2 separate regions of the Mus musculus genome follow, and region 1 is linked to region 2. The links are chromatin contacts, found by Hi-C or POLR2A ChIA-PET in ENCODE. All regions are on one chromosome and are shown on one strand. Each heading gives the region's core, a stretch centred on a gene start or an enhancer-like site at or near the end of the contact. The rest is flanking DNA. Distances are from core to core; before and after follow the strand shown.

Region 1 (3,130 bases), core at 289-2,788, 71 kb before region 2:
TTTTTTCTTTCTTTTTTTCAAGACAGGGTTTCTCTGTATAGCCCTGGCTGTCCTGGAACTCACTCTGTAGACCAGGCTGGTCTGGATTTTGAACTCAGAAATCCACCTGCCTCTGCCTCCCAAGTGCTGGGATTAAAGGCATGCGCCACTAATGCCCGACTGGAAAGCCTTTTTAAAGAAACACACCCAGAGTCTTCTCCACCTACAATCCCTGGCATCCCAGGATTCATCAGCTGCTGTTTGAGATTCCTAACCTACTTGGTCCAGGCTCAGTGTCTACCCTTCTCCACTGTCCTGGGTAGTGTGGGAAGGCTAGCGAAGCACCAAGGCTTTGGCCTGCTACAGAACATTCAGGGACAGAAGTAACTGAAAGTAGCCGCCCTAATGAAGGGACTGACACTGAGGTCATGATCTTGGTGGTATCAAAGCAGGAGTAGGGTAAACTAAAGAATTCCTCAAGATGATGATCATCACATAATTACTTACCCATCCATGAGAGTCTCACATAGCCTGCATGACCTTAAACTTCCTGGCTTCATACATGTTTGGCAAATATTACTGATTTACTGCATCTTCAGCCCTGATGCTGCTTTTGAACTTTCTCTTTTAAGAAAATGTCTCCTGTATCCTAGGCTGACTCAGAATTCTTCATGTAGCTGGAATGTCCTTGAATTTCTGATCCCTCTATATCTACCTCTAGAGTGTTGACATTACAGTCATGGGACAGCACACCATTTTTTATCATGTTTAAATAACTTTCTCAGCAGTGATATTGGTGATCATGCTCTGGCTCAGTGAAGGTTAGGATTTGAGAGCTAAACATTCAGAACCCACTAAGCTTCATCAGATATGCAGTATGCTTCTCTTGGGGTCAACATCATGATTATCTTCCATTGGTATCTGAATAAATGGTCTTAGCAGGGCAAACGGCCTAAGACGGGTATGAAATCACTAGACTCCATAGCCTAACTCAGGTTTGGCTTCCTCTAAATTTCAGGATCTTTAGGTTAGAGAATGTGTCTCCTGGGCAGTGAATGATAGACCTGGCCCAGGAGACGTTTGTTCACCCACAGATGAGACTTGACACTGTAGACCACAAGATGAAAGGGGTCCGCATAGCTCAGGGCCATGTGGTATGGGTGTCATAGAGCGCACCACCAAAAGAACGAACTTAGTCAAGGTCACGCAGCCAGCCAAGAAATGAAAGAACTAAGATTCAAATCCGGGTTGTCGCTCCGAACCCCTAGCCTCTTCCCACAACAACTACCCAAAGGCGTGCCGGTCAGGAAGTCAGCACGGTGCCTGCTAGAACCCCTCCAGGCGCGTGCAGTCATACTTGCTTGACCATGTCACCTTGGCTGGAACTGCCTTCTGTCTCTCGGACACAACTTTTGCCAAACTAGACCCGGAATCTGAACCCCGGAAGTGACGTTGTCACGCAGTCACTCAGGAGGCAGGGCCAAATGAGAAGCCCCGCCCATAGATGCAGCAGCGGGTTTTGGACGGTCCAATGAGGGCGGGCAGCGTGTCCCGCCCTGTAGCGACGAAGACGCGCCTGCGCAGAAGTGACAGCACGAGCGGGATTGGCTCCGGGGGCGCGGCGAGGAGGTGAGCGGGGGGCCACAGCCCAGGCTGGGGGATCCGGGTGCAGGAGGGCAACCTGGGGCAGGCCGGCCTGAAGCGGGCCGGAGTCCGCGTGCCAGCCAGGGGCAGCAAACGAAGGAATTGGGGCTGGGGTCCGGCCTCTGGCAATGCCGCAGGGGGCGGGCTCTCACGCCGTACGGGGCGGAGCCCTGGGGCTCGGGGCGGGGCGCGGAACAGCGGTGGGAGGGACAACGGAGCCAGTGCGAGTTGAGGGCGGAACCCAGTGGCCCATAGCTGGAGTAGGAGGCGTGGGGGGCGGGGCTTGGGGTTTAGAGGAGGAGCTGGAGCAGGTGGAAAGTGGAGCCTTTGGCTCGGAGACAGAGGGCGTGAGATCCCAGTCGTTGGAGGTGGGACTTCAGTCAGTGAGTGGCGTGGCCCCTCTGCTGGAGACTAGGTCTAACATTGCGGAGGGTGGAGCTGCAGGTCAGGGGGCGGAGCTTCACGCCGTAAAGGGTGGGGCCAAGGAGCCTTGCGCAGAGCTAAGCTTGAGCTATGGCCGGGGGCGTCCACGCGGGGGCGGTCTCCGTGGTGGCCGCGCCTGGGGTCGCGGTAGACCGAGAACTCCCCCTGGAGAGGTGGTGTGGGTGGAGCGAGCTCGGCGCCCTGCTGACTCTGAGCCAGTTTGGGTTCCCCGGAGGCCCCCAAGAGCTCAGAGTTGGGGAGGTGCCCCTGGTGGAGGAGGCACGGGGCCGGACTGGGGGGTGCCCCCGGAGGACCGGGGCTCCTCAGAGCCACCTAGTGGAGATGTGTGGGTGCCTCGGGGCCGAACACCTGCAGCAGCCGCAGATGTGTGGGTGTGCTGGACAGGGGGCAGCTGGGTGTGGCGGGAGTGGGGTCGTCCAGTCGGGACAAATCCGGTGCAATCAGATAGGGTTTGGACTTTGCGTAAAGGGGCTAGCGGGAACTGAAGAACGGAGATGGGGACTGGGAGGGAGAGAAGGTCAGGTAGTGAGCAAAGGGAGGGGGCACTGGCTGCTGTGGCCTCCCCTGACCCCCTCCCCTCGCTGCTGGGGTCCTCGGTCAAGCCCCCTTCTCACTGGACTGGTAAGTGTGGCTACAGAGCCCAGGGGAGGGGGTGGTGACCCAGGACTGTGGGATTCCCCAGAAACAGGCAAGATATAATGGGGAGTTGGCGTCCTCCTGATACAGACTGAAGACGTCCCATGACTCCACCCCCCAGTTTTTTGGTTGGGGGTGGGGTGGCCTTTGCCTACAGAGACATGAGGCTGAGCTGGATCCTGACAATACTGTCCATTTGCCTGAGTGCCCTGGCAGCAGCCACGGGGGCCGAAGGCAAACGGAAGCTGCAGATTGGAGTGAAGAAACGTGTGGACCACTGTCCTATCAAGTCTAGAAAGGGAGATGTCTTACACATGCACTACACGGTAAGTGTCAGAGTGGAGCAGCCTCTGGGGCTTTGGCAGGTTTCAGGACCTGAAAGGACTTTGGCATCTGTTTTTTCTCAGCTAGGTAGATAACCTCAAAC
Region 2 (3,469 bases), core at 925-3,424:
GCTGCCACTCCTCCGCCAGACAGCAGGCAAAGTCCTGGCCCATTTCTATGGGGTGAAGCTGGAGGGCAAGGTGCCCATGCACAAGCTGTTTTTGGAAATGCTTGAGGCCATGATGGACTGAGGCAAGGGGTGGGACAGGGTGGGGTGGCTGGCAGGATCTGCCCAGCATAGGGTGTTAGCCCCAAAGGGGCAAAGCTGGAGTCTGGGCAGTGCCATAGCCTGCTGGCAGGGCCAGGGCAATGCCATCCGCCCCTGGGAGAAGGCTTCATGCCCTTCCCTCCCCACTTTGTGTGTGTGGGGGATTGTCAGAAGCCAGGAAAGTGAATGCCCAGGTGTGGGCACAGTGCTGCCCCTTGCAAGCCATAACGTGCCCCCCAAGAGTGTTGGGGGCCTCGCGGAAGCCATAGGGGGCTGCAGGGGATGTGCAGGAGGCAGACACTGATCTCAGGGAGGGAAGGGATGGAGGCCGCCGGCTCCCACTGGGTGATGCTTTTGCTGCTGCTTAATCCGATCTCCTCTCCGGAGCAGAGGGGGGCTTGGAAAGCAAAGGCCCCGTCCCTTCGCTCCTCTCCTCATCCGCATTGGGCATTATTGCCCCCCCTTGAAGCAATAACTCCAAGCAGGCTCCAGCCCCTGGACCCCAGGGGTGGCCAGGGCCCCCTATCAGCTCCCACCTCAAGGGGTGGGGGACAGCACTGCCTCTATGCCCTGCAGAGCAATAACACTATATTTATTTTTGGGTTTGGCCAGGGAGGCGCAGGGCCATGGGGCAAGCCAGGGCCCAGAGCCCTTGGCTGTACAGAGACTCTATTTTAATGTATATTTGCTGCAAAGAGAAACCGCTTTTGGTTTTGAACCTTTAATGAGAAAAAAAATATACTATGGAGCTCAAGTACACGGTGGTCGGTGAGTCACTGGGGGGAGTTTGGGGGTCACACATGACACGTCTATTTAACAGACCGTACAACAGAAACACACAGTCAACAAAATACCAAAGTGGCGGCTAGCAAGGTTACGTCTCAGTCTCCTCATCATTCAACAGCATATTGGGGATCCCGCGGCTGATGGGGAAAAGACGACCAGATTCTGGGCATTGCAGGGTGCCCTCCAGTACATCAACCTGCAGGGGAGCAGGACAAAGCTAAGCACCGGTAGCCTCAGTGGGAGGTCTGGGCAGGCGATGCCCAAGGATTCTCACCTCAAGCAACACGTGGTGCATCTTCCTCAAAAATGTCTCGTCGTGCTCATAGCCTTCAGTCGGCTCTTTGGGTACCTCGGCCAAGTTTAACTGTGGAAAGGAAGCGTACGTGGTCAGTGGGCACACGAACACCGAGGCCGTCCGGGCAGGGAAGAGGCTCAGAGCCTGAGCCCGCCCCCAAGGGGCGACAGAAGGGGCGGGGTCCTTACGGTGTCCGCTGCCTGCACAAGCGCCGCCCACTCCACTTTGGGGATCATCCGCGCCACGAACTCCGGGTTGAACTCCACGGGGTTGATGCGGACCTCAGTGGCCTGCGGGGGGGGGGGGGCGGTAAAAAGGTTTAGCGAGGTAGGTCCGGGTCCCGGAGGCTCCACCCTGAACTATATGGGCGATGAACCCTTGTGCAGTTACCTGCAGGCGCAGCGGGAAGCCACGCGTGCCCACGCCCCGCACATGGGAGCTTAGGAGATTGTGGGTGAGCAGTTTCATGTTGTCACAGCGGAGCGCGTGAGGCCGGAACCGGAAGGAGTCCACACTTCTCCTTTCTACCACTTCCGCTTTGAAGCCGTTGAACTCTTCGCCGGACCGGAAGTGGCCGACTTAGGGGACCTTTTGGGGGGCTTGGCGGCAGCCGAGATCGGAAGGACTGTGTTGGGTCACGTCCTGGTACCGGAAGCGTTTCTCGGGGAGACTGCAAAGGCTTACGCCGAATCCCGCTCGCTGAAGAGAGTACACACTATGCAAGTCACGTGTAAACCGGCTGCGTTACGGCGCAGGTAAAACGAACACATTTGAGGCTCAGCCAGATCATCCCCGACCTCTGTTTGCGGCTATGGGTCACGAACTGTCACGTCGGTAAACCAGGCACCTCTTTCTGCGATTGAAGAAGGTGTGCGAGCCCTGAGAGCCCCGCCGCGTCGTAGTGCGTCACGGCCCTGCCCCTCTAAGCCGGCGCTGTGGCTGCGACGTGGGACGTGCGGCGTGGGCGGAGCTGTCCCTGCATCCACCTCCTGTGGGCAGAGCCATCTGCGGGTGGGCTGCGGCAGCGGGGCGGGTATGCTACAGCTGGGGCTTCGAGTCCTGGGCTGCAAAGCCAGTTCTGTGCTCCGTGCATCGACGTGCTTGGCAGGCAGAGCAGGCCGGAAAGAAGCAGGTTGGGAGTGTGGCGGAGCCCGCAGCTTCAGCAGCTCCGCGGTGACCATGGCCCCGATCAAGGTGACCGGTTTTACCTTTCCTGGGTCCAGCCTATCGCGTCTCTTTGGGTTCCACGCGGGGTCTCGGGCTGTCCTCCTTGACGTTTCTTCTTGTCATGTTTTTTGTAAGACCCTGTCTCTGCTTCTCCGTCCTGGGACATTTCTTGAGCTGCCCTCTCACATCTATGCCACGTCCAGGGACAAGTCCCCACCATTTTCAAGCGACCGAATGCTATGTCATTTCCCACATTCTTAAAATGCCTCTTTTGCCGCTTGGCAGCTTTTCCAACCCTTTCCCCAAAGCCCCAGCACTTTTGTGATTGTACTAAACTCCATTTCATCTCATCTTTTGAAAGAGCCATGGTCCCTTGGGGACCTGGGTTGATCTTTTCCACTTCTGTTTCCACTCTATGTATGCTCACCCCGATCCCGCCCTTCTGTTTGATCTTTCTGGGAATTCTTGAACCTATCCCCTCTCCTGTTTTTGGACTTAATTTTTAGAGAAAGAGAGAGGGAGGGAGAGAGGAAGGGAGGGATGGAGGGAGGGAAGGAAGGGGGGGGGCACACAGAGACAGAGGTTGACTTACTATATAGTCTTGGCTGGCCAGGAACTTGGTGTGTAGACCAGACTGGCCTCAAACTCCTAGAGATCTGTCTGACTCTGCGTCCCGAATGTTAGGATTAAAGGCCCTTTATAAAAAGAAGAAAAAAGAAAAACTTTTAAACATGTACTTAGTGTGTGTGTTTGGTAACAGGCATGTGAGTGTGGTGGTCAGAGGACAATTTTCTCAGGAGTCAGTTCTATCTACCATGTCGCTTGTGGGGCTAGAGCTCAGTTGACCAGGCTTGGTGGTGGGCACCTTTACCTACCCACCTCAGCCTTCCTTTCCTCTTGTGGCTCTGAAAGCCCCCAGGTGGGCTGACACTTCCCACCGACCCCAAGAGCCTACATCCTGAACATTTTGGCTTACATAGCTAACCTGGTTTTCCAAAGTGTTTCTCCTGGTGTGTGGATAGGATTTTTCTTCCTGCCTGTTACCAGGCGGTTTCTCAACCCCAAACATAGCCCTCTGTACCC

What was found. A loop is a pair of places that touch in the nucleus more often than their neighbours do. ChIA-PET counts read pairs that join two places held with the same protein, here RNA polymerase II (POLR2A).
Region 1: a map of T-helper 2 cell shows a loop between it and region 2 (2.3-fold over the local background). The contact joins the promoter of Fkbp2 here to the promoter of Trmt112 in region 2. A Hi-C loop is called at or near these places in 1 of 37 maps with a recorded cell type or tissue (T-helper 2 cell). POLR2A ChIA-PET finds 5 or more read pairs at or near these places in 3 of 5 experiments (Patski and embryonic stem cell).

What each region holds. Positions count from the first base shown.
Region 1 is chr19:6,978,872-6,982,001 of GRCm38, reverse strand. It overlaps Fkbp2 (FK506 binding protein 2), which reads left to right and starts at 1,538. Exons shown (of 6, transcript NM_001166368.2): 1 at 1,538-1,608; 2 at 2,861-3,029. The coding sequence starts at 2,865. LOC114841036 (Uncharacterized protein LOC114841036) reads left to right here and starts at 1,562. Exons shown (of 6, transcript NM_001370419.1): 1 at 1,562-2,688; 2 at 2,861-3,029. The coding sequence starts at 1,752. The coding sequence ends at 2,552.
Region 2 is chr19:6,908,403-6,911,871 of GRCm38, reverse strand. It overlaps Trmt112 (tRNA methyltransferase 11-2), which reads right to left and starts at 2,174. Exons shown (of 4, transcript NM_001166370.1): 1 at 1,610-2,174; 2 at 1,408-1,509; 3 at 1,199-1,288; 4 at 844-1,120. The coding sequence starts at 1,687. The coding sequence ends at 1,013. Prdx5 (peroxiredoxin 5) reads left to right here and starts at 1,766. Exons shown (of 6, transcript NM_012021.3): 1 at 1,766-2,413. The coding sequence starts at 2,255. It overlaps Esrra (estrogen related receptor, alpha), which reads left to right. Exons shown (of 7, transcript NM_007953.2): 7 at 1-895. The coding sequence ends at 121.